Regions from separate parts of the Mus musculus genome. Here region 2 is linked to region 1. A link is a loop called in an ENCODE intact Hi-C map of the cell type or tissue named here. Cell type or tissue: gastrocnemius. All regions are shown on one strand.

Region 1 (8,000 bases):
CTAAGAAGGCCTGGGGTGCAGCTCAGGGCTGAGTGCATACAAGACCTTGGGCACAATCTCAGCACAAAAAGAAAGAGGTGTTCTTCAATAAAACAACCTAAAAAGCAACCAGAGGAGCTGGTGAGATGGCTCAGCAGAGAAAGAGTATTGCTGCCAAACCTGATCTCCAAATCCCATGTGGTAGAAGGAGCCAACAGACTCCGGCAACTTGTTCTCTGTCTGTCATAGTGGTATCTCTCTCTCTTTCTCTCACTCTGTCTCTGTCTGTCTGTCTGTCTGTCTGTCTGTCTCTCTCTCTCTCTCTCTCTCTCACACACACACACACACACACACACACAAAATACAAATATATATAAATAGTTTTAAAAAGGGAATCATAAAACCAAACAAAATCCAGATGGGTGAGGGAAATAATAACTTCCAATTATTTGAAAGCCTTAGAGATTAGAGAAACCGCTTAGGTGCATAGCAGCTGGGGAGAGGCAGGGGGTCAGGCTGAGTCCCCCAGAATGAATGCTTTGTATGACTCTGAGCTGTCCTTCTGAGACAGGCCTGGTGTCCTAAGTGTTCTCAGGGTCCTGCATTCAATTCCTATTCCCGCTGCAGTGCCCGGCACCTCCAGCTGTGGTGCACTGGGCCCCAACAGTTGTTCTGTGCCCTCTGCTTATGGGAGCAGGCACAGATGGAGAGGGTGTCGAGGCTGGGCAGCCCAACAGCTGCCATTCCTGTGCACCACCCTGAGTGTGTGTCATGGGTTACTTCACGTCGCCCTCACTATTGTTATTTCTGGAAAGCTGAGCTCTGAGAGGTTAAGTTACTTGTCTGACGTTGAGTCATTCTCGGAGCTGGGGAAAAGAGCCATGTGTGAGCTGTCCTGACTGGGGCCATGGCTTCCGCCCGTGACCTGCAGTCTCATCACTTAGCCGGTAGCCTGGGACTCTGAGGGGGAACATGTCTCCTTGGGGCCAGCTGTGCACTCAGCCTGGGCTCCCCCAACACTCTCTGTCATTCATGTCTGGAGACCACAATACCAGCGGCAGGCTGGAAGCTTGTGTTCCTTTTCCTAGGTTTCGGCTCTGACTCCTCCAATTTCTACTACAGTCAGTGTTTTCTGAGCCAAGCAGGCTATAAGGAAATCACTCTTCCCTTGGACTTATTTATCATCCTGTTATTTCCATTAGCTGACACTGTTGGAGCCCATTCCATCCCTAGCTGTTTGAATTTTCAGCTTGGCAATCTCCAGGCCTGGCAGTAGTATTTCCCGCCCTAAAAGGGACCTAGGTAAGTGGGAGATGTGGCCAGCAGATGTGTGGTGGGAAAGGGGACTTAGAACACAGTAAGAAGGGGCTGAGGGAGAGGCCAGGGGGCACTTTATTTTTGGTTTCTTACTAGTCCGGAGGTAGGTGTACAGTGGAGATCCATAGGGCTCCCTCTGATGGATTGGTGGAGGCAGGGGTGACAATGAGATGCTGGGATTGACAGCTGCATGTGAGTGAGATTGTGTCCAAGGAAGGCAAAGCCATTGGCAAGAATGGGGAGAAGGTTCCAGAAGGCTAGAGGACTCTAGCGCAGACACTGGACCAGTGAACTGAGCAAGGCTAAGGAGGTTGAGCTCAGTGTCTGACAAGTTTAGAACCTTCAGGAGATGGCGTATTATGGTTTGACTCTTAAGTGTTCCTCCCAAAAGTTGATGTTGAAGGCTTGGTGTCCAGGTAAATGGAACTACTGAGAGCAAGTTAGGTTATTGGAGGGGTGCTGGAGTCCACTCTGTACCTCCAGCTCTGAGCAGGGTGGAGCCTGGAGGATCACTGGGATTTACTGGTTTCCAGCCTACTCAAGGAAAGAGAGACCCAGGTTTACAGAGAGACTCTGCCTCAAAGGACTAGGCGTACAGAGACAGAGGATATCCACTTCTGCCTTCACATGTGGGCACAGATCTGTGTGCATGCTTGTGCCAATAAACCTTAAGTCTTTATTAAAAAGTCTGGCTGGCAGGGTTAGAGAGAAGGCTCATTTGGCAATGAGGCATGAAAGCATGAAGACTTGGGTTGAACCCTAGAACACATGTAAAAGTTGGGTGTGGTGGCACATGCTTGTAGTTCCAGTGCTAAAGAGGCAGAGACAGGAGGACCCCTGGGGATTGCTAGCTAGCCAGGGAGCCGAGCCTGGTGATTTGCAGGTTTAGAGAGAGACTCCTCAAAACTAAGGTGGAGAGCAATGGAGGAAGACACCAAGCATCATCCTCATGGATGTAAATCCTTCACATGTGCATGTGCTCTGGCGTGTAGTCATTGGCATACATGAACACACACATATACACACACACACAAATGGAGGGAGACATCAAGTGTCATCCTCATGGATGCAGATCCTTCACATGTGCATGTGCTCTGATATGTGGTCATCGGCATACATGAGCACACACATGTATATGTACACACACACACACACACACACACATACACTCCACACAAAGTCTGGTTGATTTCCCTCCAGAGTGGGTCCCAACTCAGCACAAAGATCTATGGCGATTGAGGCAGGACTTGGCTGAAGGGATTTTCCTCCATTCTTGCCCCTGAGGGGATCAGATAGCATCCTCCCTCTAGCTTGAGGGTGGGATACTCCAAAGACCCACTTACGCAGGGCTAGGGTTTCCTTCATTTAACAGGAAACTCAAGGTCACAGGCCACTTGGCTGTAGAGCACTCGTGGGGAAGGAGCAGCTACAGCACGTTTGAGTAACTGGTTTGACTATGTGTCTGCTGAATGAATTTGCATTCAGATCTGCAATTATGTTTAGGGTTGGCTAGCTCATATGTGAAGTAAACAGATTAATCCTCACCTGTGAAATCAGCCAGGGCTACTCATTATCAAGAGGAGTGAAGGGAGGGGTAGATGAGGCCTGAGGCTGGCCCCACACCTTCCACAGCACTATGGGGAACCCCTCAGCTTTGTCCCAGCTCAGAGAGAGGCCAGCTGGATTGGTGGGCAGTTTCAGTGCAATCAGGCCAGAGCTGTTACTCCTGCTCCGGTCGGGGCTGCTTTGGAGACTTTGGAGACTTGGCTCACTGAGGCCAAGGGACTAAGTCTTTAATGCCCATGGAGCTTTCTTCAAGACCAGCTCTTTCTTGGGGCTACTTTTGGATTTTTTTGAATTCAGTGAACCTAGGACTGGGGATCCAGAGCTTATGGGAAGTGCAGGTTAGGGCTTACAATCTGGCTTTCCCCTAGACGTGGTAAACAGCTTGGCCAGCATGTGGGCGTTTTTCTGTTGGTCTACACATCTGTCTGTGCATTCACCCTTCCTTCCAATGGGATGACATTTCTCCTGTCTATTCTCTCAGATGTCTGTCAGTGCACTGGTTTACACAAAATATCCACCACGGTTCTCTTCATCCATCTGCTCAATGTTGGTCACTTGTCATCCATCCAGCCATATTTTTTTCTTTAAAAAGATTTACTTATTTTTATTTTATGTGTATGGGTGTTTTTGCTTGTGTGTGTGTATGTGTGTGTGTGTGTATACACCCATAAAAGTCAGAAGAAGGTATTGAATCCCCCTTGGAATTTTTCCATTTATTTATTTATTTTGCATCCAGATCACAGCACCCCCCGCCACCCCCTCACAAACCCCTCTCTTATTACCCCCTTTGAGGAAGCCACCCTTGGGTACCACCCCACCCTGAGGCATCAAGTTGAAGCAGGACTAGGCACATCCTCTCCCACTGAGGCTGGACCAGGAATCCAACTAGGGGAAGGGGATCCAGTGGTAGGCAACAGAGTCAGAGACAGACAGCCCCTGCTCCAATTGTTAGGGGACCCACATGAAGACCAAGCTACACATCTGCTACAGATGTGGAGGGGTCCAGTCCCCGCGTGCTCTTTGGTTGGTGGTTCTGTCTCTGTGGGCCTCCATGGGGCCAGGTTAGTTGACTCTGTAGGTCTTCATGTGGTGTCTTTGCCCCCTTCAGCCCCCCTCAATTCTATCCCCAACCCTTCCACAAGACCTCCTGAGCTCCCCCTGATGTTTGGCTGTGGGTCTCTGCATCTGTTTCCATGCGATTCTAGATGAAGCCTCTCAGGAGACAGTTATGCTAGGCTCCTGTCTGCAAGCAGATCAGAGTATCATTCTCCCTTGGAATGTGAGTTACAGATGATTGTGAGTTACCATGTGGGTGCTGGGAATTGAACCTGGGTCCTCTGGAAGCACAATCAGTGCTCTTAACCCTTAAGCCATCTCTCTACCTTCACCCCATCCCTCCTCCTCCTCCTCCTCCTCCTCCTCCTCCTCCTCCTCCTCCTCCTCCTCCTCCTCTTCTTCTTCTTCTTCTTCTTCTTCTTCTTCTTCTTCTTCTTCTTCTTCTTCTTCTTCTTCTTCTTCGTTTTTCGAGACAGGGTCCCTGGCTGTCCTGGAACTCACTCTGTAGACCAGGCTGGCCTCGAACTCAGAAATCCACCTGCTTCTGCCTCCCAAGTGCTGGGATTAAAGGTGTGCACCAGTCCAGGTGCTGGACCACCGCCCAGTCCATCCCTACTTCTTGATTGCTAACCAGGGGCTTAAGACCTGGCTTTGCCTTTAAGGAGGAAGTGAAAGATATGGCCCCTAAGGAGCACAGGTCTGTTCCAGCACATTATAGAAGTACAGCCCAGGCAGGAGATTTAAGGGACAAACCAACTCCTTCCACTTTCAGCCCTTCCCACCCCTAGCCTTAAAAAGCAAACAGAGGAAGGATTGAGTAGCTGGAGAGGAGAAGGGGAGAGAGGGAGTTCTCATTTGTCAGCTGCTCAGCAGGTACAGTCAGGCTTAAAATGTCCCCAGAGAGTGTCTGCTGAGATGCAGGGGGTGAGCACGCTGAATTATTTCCCAGGTAATTGGCAGCAAAGAAGCTGCCGACATCCTGGGGTCTGCATCAAAGGGGTCAGAGTTTCACCTGCTTCCTGTAGGCTGGCGGCTCCGTGTGGGTGTGGCCCCAAGGCTCCTGGAACTCCCACCTACCACTCTCTGCCATTCTCCTCCCCTCTCCTTAAGGTACTGTGTGTGTGTGTGTGTGTGTGTGTGTGTGAGAGAGAGAGAGAGAGAGAGAGACAGAGACAGAGACAGAGACAGAGACAGAGACAGAGACAGAGACAGAGACAGAGACAGAGACTCAGAAAGAGAGTATGCTTTGCTACCTGCAAAAGACAGCCCAGGGCTGGGGCTGCTATGCAGTCTGGGGCCCTGACCATTGGCAGAGCCTTGTACCAGCTTCAGAGGAGGGAAGAAGAGGAAACTGGAGCTTCTAGGTCTTTTTCTGCAGCAGTGTTTAGGATCCAGTAGTGTGTGTGTGTATGTGTGTGTGTGTGTCTGCCAGTGGACCTGATGGGTCTTTCTCCCTGTGTGGTCTGGGCTGTCTCTGTACATGGCGCTCTGGCTAGCATTCAGAGGAACAGTTTGACCCATTGGTCATATTATTTTGCAAACAGTTGAATTTTCCTGCATTAATATGTTCTAACATGTATTTGTATATGTATGTACACATATGTGTATGCTGCATGTCTGTGCATATGCATGTGTGTACGTATGCAACTTTGTATATGTGGTGGCTCCCAGTGAAGGCCTTTTCCACACTATTTCTAGCTAGTAGCTGGGGCATCTCTGCAATAGGTGGGGCTTCCATGTGGTCCCCTGATGTTGAGTGAATGCTGGGGCAGTGTGGGGTAGAGGATCTAGCCTGGGCTCATCTTCCTGCCTGCTTGGAGCCTGAACTTAGAGGTACAACATTCCCTTTTCTTTCTGCCCACCTTAGTTCATTGGCTGGGGCTCCTGCACCAAAACTCAGATTAGCAAGAGAAGAGCATAACACATGCAGTGAATGTACTTTTCATGCGACTCAGGAGCCTGCCTAAGGAAATGAAGCTGCCCCTCAGCGGAGAGTTCAAAGACTCTTCTGGAAAGCTGTGGCTATTGCTGGGCTTTATTTACAGACTCTGCAAGTTTACTGCATCTGCCAGGACCCACTCTATTATTTGCAGAGCCCAGGGTCCCTTCTTCAAAAATCATTAAGCATTTCCAGATGGTAGCAGAGGCTTGGGCTCCCATCTTTTACAGCGGGAAGGAGATTTCTCCCTTGAGAATGAAGGTGGAGGCTGACGCTGCCATTCCTACGCCAAGAGACAGAGCAAACCAAACACTATAGAGGTCCCTAGGGGGGACACATAAGCAGCAGTGTGCCTGTGCAGCCAGCACCAGGGCCATCAGCATGCCAGCCATCTGCATAGTAGCCCAGGCTCCTGGTAGCTACCCGTTCCCAGTTCTCACCCCTGTGGGCCACCGGAGGCTGGCGCTGGGGGCTAGTGATGAGACTCAAGGGGACAGCACCCTGTGTCAGAGTTGAAAAGCAGAGTCAAGCAAAGTGGTGCATGGAAGGCCCCAGACATTAAATTCAGGAAAGTCAGACTGAAATCCCAGCTCTGAGGAAGCAGAGGCAGGAGGATTGCAAGCTGCAGGCCAACTTGGGCTATATTCAAAGTATATAGAATGATATACTATACTGATCTTATTCTTGGCTTTATATCTGAGAGTGAAGGAGATTTAGAGGAGCTTAGACTAGGCAAGAGAAAGTGGCCCCTTTTTGTTCCCAGAAGAAACTTAGAGGCAATGTGAGGGTGGGTAGGTTTCCCAACTGGACCGTAGGGGAAGGGGAGGGCTCAGGGTGGCTATAAAGTATCTAAGTCAATGTCCTAGGGTTTAGCTGACTCAGCCTGCAGTGACTCCCATCCCTAGTGACTGAGGCTGTTAACTTTCTCTTTCCCTGCAGCTTGGTATTCTGTCTTTCCTGGATCTTCAATTCTTTGTTTAGGTCAGAAAACAAATTCAGCGGCCCTCCAGTTGCCTGCCAGCATTTCAGTAACATTTTTGGGGCCTCTTCTCCCTGATTCAAGAAGCCCTTTACTCAATATTGTATGCCTGTGAATAGCAGAGAAGAACTCAAAGGTCTTTCTCCCTCTCTCTCTCTCTCTGTCTGTCTGTGTGTGTGTGTTTCTAGGGAGGGGACCTCTTCCACTATGACTAACACAGTGGGACCCCAGTCAGCCCCTACCTCTGTGGAGAACAGGGATAGCAGAGCCTTGGCCTTCCATCTTTTACAGCAGGAAGGAGATTTCTCCCTTGGGAACTAAGCTGGAGGCCGATGATCCCATTCCTACCCCAGGGCAAACGGAGCCCGAAGGAACCGGCGATTTCCCAGGGTGGAAGAGTGGGAGAGGCAGACTCCCCGTGCAGTACCTGGGAAGGTCCACGGGCAAGGCCACTCCTGCTTGATCGCTTCGCCACCCCACACTCAGATATTTGGCCCTTGAGCTGTGAACAGCCGAGTGCAGACACCTGTGTGTGGGCTGCCTGCGGGGAAACTGAAGGCCCCGCTCAGCTTTCTGATTCTGGAGCTGTTGTAAAGAAAGTGATACCAGCTTTCTGGGGTGCCTGAACTCAAAATGGAGGCTGTGTGTGAGCCAGGGAAGGGAAGTTCTGTCTCTGTGGAGGAGAGCTTCCTCGGGAGGGCGCAGGCATCTCCGAAGAGGTCTGGCTGTTTATCTGGAGCCAGCGTGGCTACTGGAGGCTTGCCTTTGTCCCTCCTTGAAGTTCTCAGGAGGTGAGTTATGAATTTCTTGCCTCAAGAAGCTGTCACTATATGTCAGCTCTTAGTCAGGAGATGGGGTAGCAGGATCAGGGTCTCCCTTAGCTGGACTTTGGGTAGATGACACATCTTTGACCTTGTAAATACCCCTTCCACACACACCCTCTCCAGCCCAGGCTCCCTCATGTCCCTAACAAATGTGAAGAGTTCTTTGCTGGTCTTTGAGGAGACATGGGCTGTGGAGGACCTCAGGCTGATGGAGGAACAGGGAAGGAAATGGTGGAGCACTGGCTTGGGGGTCAGGAGTGGGGTTTGTGGGTGGGGCTCAGCAGTAGAAGGATTTGCCTAAAGACACTTGGGTTCAATCCGCAGTACTGCGATGGTCAGC
Region 2 (8,000 bases), 64 kb after region 1:
GACAGACAGTAACACCGAGCTGCTCTGCTCACTCTAGGACATTCAGCCCACATTCGACCCACTTGAGAGAAATGACTTGCAATTACAGCCAGGGCTGATGGAAGCTAGCCAGGAGGAGATAGAGATGAGTGCCCCGGGGGGGGGGGGGGGGGAGGTTAGGGGGAGGTAGCGGCACAAGAGTGTCCATCAGCAACCCAAGTTCTTCTGTCACAATCTGCTCTCCGACGTGAGACACAACTCCAAATTCCCCTCAGAATCTCCAAATCAGCTATGCTCAGTGCTTAAAACACAGCACGTTAAATGTCCCTTCTCCCTCACTATCTCTTTGTTATGATTAGATATTTCTTGAAGAGAGAAAAAGGGCATTAGGAAACCAGTTGCCCTGCCCCCACTCCCTGCCCAAGCAGACAGCAGACTCCAGCTTATGGGCGTGGCACCCACAGATGGTGAACCACGTTCATGTTCAGGACCCTGTCTGAGTGCAGCAAGCCGGCCGGGCAGCCTTGCAATCGCTTCCTGGAGCCACAGAGGGGGACCTTTTTGATCTTGCTAAGCTTTATCGGCTCCTAAAGATTCAAGGACAAGTTGATAGCATAATGCACAGCCTCGCATTCTTTGCCTTAGGAAAGATAAGAAAATTCATCTGAAGCTATTTCAGACTTTTCTGGAAATGGGACACTCTAGAGATTAGAATGGGCTGGTAGAGGCCCTCCCTAAGTCCGGGAGCTCCTGACTTTTAAGGCATGTGCTGATCCAGGTGGTGGGATCTTCCTTTCTTCCATCCACTTTCTTTCCTTTTTCTTTCCCTTGACCTCTAACATCCCGGTTCACATGTGAGCAGTATTTCATCCTGAGAAGTTCTTCATCAGACTATGTAGAAAAATGTCCTCCTTGCTTATATCTGAGTGCTCTCGCTCCCTCTTTCTGTCTTTGTCCCTCTGTCTGTCTCTTTCTCCAAGGTCTCACCATTTGCTGGCTGTCCTGGTCTGTCTTTAAATCTGTCTGGCCTCAAACTCACCGAGATCAGCCTGCCTCTGCCTCCCAGTGCTGGGATTAAAGGGGTGTGCCACCACCACCCAGCTACTTATCTGTACCTTAAAAGGGGTCCCTTGGTGACAAGAGAGACCTCAGCTAAAGAGTGGGCTGTGAGGAAGGGGCAGCCTCTAACACTTATGTAGTGTGAGGCAGTCGTATGCTTGCCACCCCCAACCTCCCAGCCAGTCTATGAAGGGCCATCATTATCACCGTGTGGGGACAAGGGCCCTCCAGGCAGGTCTAAATGACACTTCAAGGCCTTGCCTCTGTCATCTAAATGACACACAGCAATGACAGATGGAAATATTTTAAAAACAACATGTAAGCTTGACTGCACTCAAAACCAAGATGTATACCTCAGTAGATCAGAGGTTCAAACTACTTACTCTTAAAATACACACATACACACACACCCCATACCCACACCACACACCAAACCACACACACACACACACACACACACCACATTACACACACCACACACACACAAGCTTGCTAGGTGGTCTAGGCTAGCCTCCACCTTGCTATCCTCTTGCCTCTTCCTGAGTGTTAGGATCACAGGTGTGTGTCAATGTGCCTAGCTACTTAACTATTTTGAGCATCCAAATGCGCTGCCGGGGGAGCTCAGCGCCCAGTAGTAGGTGGAGACAGCTGGGAGATTAGTCTTTCTATATATGAGAACTTAAAGCATCCCACAGGAGGTAGAGGACCACAGACTAGTCTAGACCAGACAGCCAAATCACTAAAACTGAAACTAGAGAGAGGGTTTCTCACCTGGGAGAGGGGGGTGCGCACAGCAGGACGCGGTCCCAAGGCAGGAACATGTGAGAGAGAGAGTGTTTGAGGGGAGTGGACAGCTGCACACACAGCAGGACTGGGGTGTGTTCCCAAGCTCACTACACACCAGGATGCCTGGCTCTGCCCTGAGGAACTCGGGACCCAGTGACAGGAACTCCCAAAGAACCTACGAGTGCAACAGAGGATGGCCTGGGGGAGTTTTAAAACATATGATGCCCAGGAGGAGGATGGGATGGGATGGGATGGGATGAAATTTTCCAGAATAGAAAGCATTCTATGAAAAACACATGAGAAATACCAGGCAGAATAACTAAAAGCAAGACCGTCTCTGTAAGCTAATGGCTCCCTCTGTCCTGCTGCCCCTGTTGCCTACCCTGGCTCCCCCGATGCTGCCTGCCTTGGCCGGCTTGGGGTGAGGAGAAGCAGTTCAAGGGTCTGCCTACAAATCTGCTGGCACCCCACGGGCTTTATCAACCCCCAAGCATGAGTTATTTCCCCCAGAAAGGGGCCAAACTGGACCCACAGAACATTGGCACTAGGAAGGACGCTGGGTGGCAGCATCATGGCAGGCTCTGGCTTCACTTGGTTGCCAGCCCACCTCCTTCACCCTTAGCTCAGTACGCACAGGTTATCTAGCCTTAGGTGTTTCCCCATCAGGTGAAACGTCAAAGGGGAAATGGATGGGCAGAGGTGAGCAGTTTGTCGTAGTGTCACATGCTCAGAAGACACTTGACTCAGGGGTTACTATTACTCACGGGGAGGCTACCCATGGAAACCACAGGCCCCTAAAGCACAAAACCAGAGCTTACTCTGCAAAGCTCACCTCTATACCAGCAAGGGACCAGCAGGCCGGGAGGTTTTCTTTTCCCTGCGTAGTCCTCCTTGTGACCTTCCCTCCGAGAAGTTCCTGTCAGCACCCAATGCTAGTGGACCTGGCTCCACCCTGGTCCATCCACCCTGCCCCACCCAAGCCCAAGCCACTTCAGGATCCCTACCTCTCTCTGCTCACTGCAGATCTTACACAGCCACAGGGGCCGCTTCTGGCCGGGGGAAGCCTCGATCCCACACTTGGTGCAGACTTTCTACGAGAGAGAGGACAGACACGTGAGTGTCAGTATTTCGGTTGCTTTCTCCTAGGCTGCGGAGGCAAGGCAGTGAGCCACAAGAGCTACTCTGGCACCTTCTAAGAGGACAGGTTCTGCTTTGAGTTAAGGACAGGGCTCCCAGAACACAGCTAATCTAGGAATCTTTGGATGGCTTTGCAATCTAGTTGCATGGATCTCCATGTTACAGATTGCACATCCCATAATTCTGTCCTGTAAGGACCACATCAAAATCAGCTAACGGGGGAAAAATATCAGCTAGTCAGCTCCACAGCACCAGCATGTTCAGCAGCAAAGAACTGGAAATCACCCAAATGCCTAATACCTGGGGAGAATCCAAGCCAACATCAAAGACGCTGCCTTCCAGCAGAGGACTGCGGCTACCTGCAGATGTGGGTGGGAAATGCGATCCTCTCCCAAAGAAAGTACACACTTGCTTAGGAGCAGGCCAGAAACACTCCCACGCGTGCCTGACAGGTTAGGGGCCATGGAGAGACACATGAACAGCCGCCTAAGCTCGTGCTTGGTACCACATTTCTCAAGCAAGGATTCCAGGACCTTATCAGTAAGGTGGTAAGGCCCCTGCACAGGTCAGGAGCGAATGGTGTGGAGAGACCTGAGACCTTACCCAGGGTCTGAGGCAAGGGAGAACTGGTTAAGCAATGATTCTGTTGCACACCCCCCCCCCCACCTTTACCTTCCAGACATAAATAGCCAGATCAAGGACTCCAGTGTTTCTCCTCCTCCTCAATTGTTTAAGTTCTTAACATCTAAACTGATACTTTGCTTTCCCTAGAGGCCCAGCAACAAGCAATGGCAAGAAAGGCCAGGATAAACCCTGGGAGGCAGAGGTGGATTTGTTGAGGCTGAGACTGGTTCTCAGCCTACCAGGGGCATGTGATTGAAAAATGGTGGCTTTTCCTGAGGGATTTACAGAGGCTCCTGTCCCTACAGGGACCGAGGGAAGGGTGGATCTGTTGTTTGGCCTTTGCTGCAGACTGCCAACTGAGCAAGAGACACATCTCTCCGTGGAGAGAGAAATGTCACCAACTTGGCTTTCCCAGGCGTGTATTACCAGCCTGGTTGGGCGGCCAAGCCTGTGCTCTGCAGGAATGGCGGGAGCCGGCACACTCAGAAGGGAAGCAATGATGCATGTGTGTGGGCAGGGGTTGGCCACCATCCAAAGTCACTTCTCTGGTTTTTCTAAACAAAGTGGAATCTGCTCTAAGGCCCTGTTTCTCGGAGCTGGCAGCAAGGTCCCTTCTCAGGTTCCAGGCAGCACAGGGGGTTCCTTACTGGCTCTCAGGAAAGTCCTAGCTAGGTTCTTGGTGTTTGTGGCCAAGCACGTAAGGGAGTGTCCTCTCAGAGCTGCCCATTGCTCCTCGGAGATGCTCCTTGGAGATGCTCCCTGGGAGTGCTCCCTGGGTGTGCTCTCAGCTCTCTGGGCCTTTTGAAGGAAGAGGCAGCTACCAAACTGTTAGCCCTGCCTTTGGACCATTTACAGGTAGGGCATAGTAAGCCTTCCCAGGAATTAGCAGCTCATCTCCTAGACTATAGGCCACCACCTCTGGTGTAGGCCTCAGAGAGGCCAGAGGTTTCTACTGCCTTTTTTTACACTTTGCCCTGTAACACAGAGCACTCTGCCCTCCCAAGGCTGTTGAATGAGACCATGCTCTTGAAAATCAAGTGTGATAAAAATACCAGTGGCCACCATTTATGGAGCAATCATGTGTGCCAGGTACAGTGACCCCAGCAACAGTGTGTGGAGGAGGTGGGTGATGTGTGTCACGTGATCTCTGTGAAGACATGGAGTGATTGAGACTCCGAGATCCTGCAGACTGCTCAGCTTGAGAGCCACCAAATGGGGTCACCTTCCAGAGTTCAGAAGAACAATCGAGCCCTTTCCCCAGGTGCCCCATGCTACCCACAGCAACAGAGGGCTGGTTCTGTTCCGGCAGGGACCTAGGACATGGCTGAAGGCTCTAAGTAATTGGCCAGTGACATAGCACAGACTGATTCTAAGAGCAGGGTCCCCTGAGGATGGGGGTATAGCTGGGACAAACTTATACATGCTCCAACACTGATTCTTGGCCAGTCTGGTTCTGTCCTGAGTTCTCTCTCAGCCTAGCAGCCTCCACTAGCACCCTGCAAACCACCCAGCAGCCCAATGGTCACTGTCCCTAGGGGGAGGGGACAGTGCAGCATCAGGCCCTATCTAGGTTGGATCAGTTTGATATGATGAAAAGACCATAGTTCTTGATTGAAGCTACAGAAGCTGTTTTCCATAGTGCTGGAGGCCTGAAAGGCCAACGGATGGCAGCCTTCTAGAATATTCCCATGTGACAGATGACAGAGCTCTGGCCACTTCCTCTTCTTATGACGTTTCCGGTCCCATTGTATGGGCCCAACCCTGTGACTGCTTCTAACTCAAGTCACTTTCCAAAGACCATACCTCCAAGTATCCTATTGGGTGTGGGCATCAGAATATAGGTTTAGGGGACACAAATATTTGGTCCATAGTGGCTTCCCACCATGGGTCTCTCTCTGCTGTTGCATGGTGAGGACCCTTGGAATTTCTGGGAGTCATCTATGTGCCATCCTATACCACCCAGCACTCAGCCACCAACTTGATGTCCATATAACCCTGACCCTGTTTCCTGCTGTCAGTGATGCTCGGACATAGGCTTTGATTGGGGCAAATTGGGGTAAGCCCTTGGATGGGGCTACCCGATCTGGTCCAAACCTCAGATGTTCTTATGTCTAAGATGAGTTCACCATCCATCCTTTTGAAGATTAACTTGAGATTCACATGAAAAGCAAGCAGTATATAAAAGGCACTCAGCCGACGCCCAGCACTGTTTTATTAGCGGCACCTGTTGCATCCTGCTCTAAAAGCCTATGAGAGTCTCCTCAAGCTCTGCATCATTTGGTGTAGTATCTAGCAGTCATGGATGATAATTTAAAGGGGGATTAGGGACCAGAGAAAAGGCTCAATGATAGAATATTTGCTCAGCAAAATTTGCCCATCCTTGTGCCCACCGAGTATGCAATGCCCTTAGAACAGAGCACAGGTCATTGGATGCCACACATGGACAAACAGGGCCAGGTAGCACTGTGAACCTGATGATGAGTTATGGCTTCCCCAGGAGTCACCATGCCAAAGGTGATAGCTACACCAATCAGTGTGTGTGTCAGGGGTGGGGTGGGACGTTAAGTGAGATTAAAACAAAACAAAAAAAAAACAAACAAAAAAAAGCCATTTTAACACTTCTGTACTGTGTGTGGAGGTCAGAGGAGAACTTTACCTTCCACGATGTGGGTTCCAGGGACTGAACTCAAAGTCACCAGGCTTGGCAGCAAGCACCTTTACTGACTGAGCCATCTCACTGGCCCCTAAATTGGGGTTTGAAAGGGTGGGGTTTGCATGTCCTATTAAATCATCTGATGGTTGGTGCATCCATGCTGTGGGGCCAGGGGTGGGGTGGGGGAAATAAGGAAAAAGCTCACAATAACTCTTCTGTCCTCCACTTGGACAGATGTGGCATGCAGTCCCCCTCCATGGTGAGGCTGAAGACGGTAGGTGTGCCCCAGCCCGGAGTAGTGGGAGGAAAGAGGGGCAGATGGCCCATCCGTGCTGGGGTATGGGATCCCTGCTTCTCCACAGCAGAGAACTCAGTGCGGCTTGCTCCCTAGGTTCAAACCAGAACTGTGGGTAGGCAGGTGGAGAGAAAGCCACTCCCATCCTCCTTCCGGTAGAAAGGGTGACAGTGAGCACCATCTTGGTGTTTGTCTCCCTGACTCTTTGCCTTTTAGAGTTTTCTGTAAGGCATCAGAAAGGTGGCAGGATGGGACACACCCACCCATGTGTGCACAACCCTATTGCCCTGCCAAGCTACAGCCACCACTGATGAAGCTACAGTGAGTCGCAGGCACCACCCAGCCATATTCACAAGCTTAAAGCACGCCTGGCTGTCAGGGAGCCAGGTATTCTCTAGAGCCTGGGGCTACGGAAAGATAAGATGCTCCACTTCAAATAGTACAGAATTGCTGCTCTATTAAATCTCAGATCAAGAGGGAAATAATGAGACATTTCCATCTTCCTTTATGAGTTTGGTCTTTGTTTTCGGATTCCAATACAGAAAATTAAGCAGCCAGTATTTAAAAGGAAGAACGAAGGAAAGGTTGTGCATGAAAGAGCAAGCCGGCCTCTCCACCTGGCAAGAAGGCCTTAGGCCTGGGGGAAGCCATTGGCTTTCCATGAGTAGGATCGCCTTCTGCAATGGGACACTGGCTCCTGGGGTCCCCGCTGCTCGTGTACCTGGCAGCCTGAAAATACATCTGAGCACTAACGAAGTCACAGGAAGCCTCCAGACTGTGTGCCTTGTGTCGCTATTCTTAACCCATCCGTTCATCCCTTTGCAGATATGTGGTCCAGCCCCGAGAACCCAGGGAAGGGGCCAGACAGTAGAGCACAGGCCAGATGCAGACTGTGCCCTTCGGAGGCAGCCTTGGACTTGCACTTCCTCTTAGCTCTACTTTTCCTCCCTCTACATCAGTGGCAACAGATAACCTGTGCCCTGTTGTGGGGAACAAGGAAGGTTATTCCCACAATGTATGATGGAGCCCTTTGCCAGCACATCTTCCTCAGCAAATAGCACAAGTTCCTTTAGTACTGCCCCAACCGAGCAGGCACCCTGATCCTACCTCCTTACCCTCCCCACCCCCAACTCAATAATTCCTCCATAGGAACTTCAAGCCTCAGTCACCACCATGCCTTAGCCTATACCATGGGCCCCACAGCCTGTGTCCCTTATACAGCGAGACCCCCCAATTGGTTCATGACACACAGTCTCCTGAACTCATGCCATTGCTCTTACGTCTGCCAGCTTAAGAGACTTCAGAAGCCTCCTGTTGCATCTGGATGAAGACCACCCCGTTTTGCACAGTGAAGGGTGCTCAGGATGGACTCCCTCACCCCCACTGGCCTCTGGTTCTTCCCTGTCTCCTGCTCCACAGCCTTGCTTTCTCCACTTCTACAGTTCAGCCACATTGGATTTCCACTAG

What was found. Peaks named below come from ENCODE experiments on the same cell type or tissue, not always from the same donor. Only the 100,000 strongest peaks of a DNase experiment are listed, where the experiment ranks them.
Region 2: a loop joins it to region 1, with 2.1 times the contacts of the local background. A loop is called at or near these places in 2 of 42 quality-filtered maps.

The regions. Positions count from the first base shown.
Region 1 is chr11:75,812,514-75,820,513 of GRCm38, forward strand. The region is part of intron 1 of Gm12339 (predicted gene 12339); the gene reads left to right. Among named protein-coding and RNA genes, the nearest start is that of Doc2b, 20 kb to the left of the region's middle. In gastrocnemius, a CTCF peak has its summit at 632; no DNase peak of the experiment used is centred here; H3K27ac peaks cover 994 bases.
Region 2 is chr11:75,876,121-75,884,120 of GRCm38, forward strand. It overlaps Rph3al (rabphilin 3A-like (without C2 domains)), which reads right to left. Exons shown (of 8, transcript NM_029548.4): 4 at 2,829-2,915. Among named protein-coding and RNA genes, the nearest start is that of Rph3al, 31 kb to the right of the region's middle. In gastrocnemius, no CTCF peak of the experiment used is centred here; DNase peaks (open chromatin) are centred at 92, 431 and 4,079.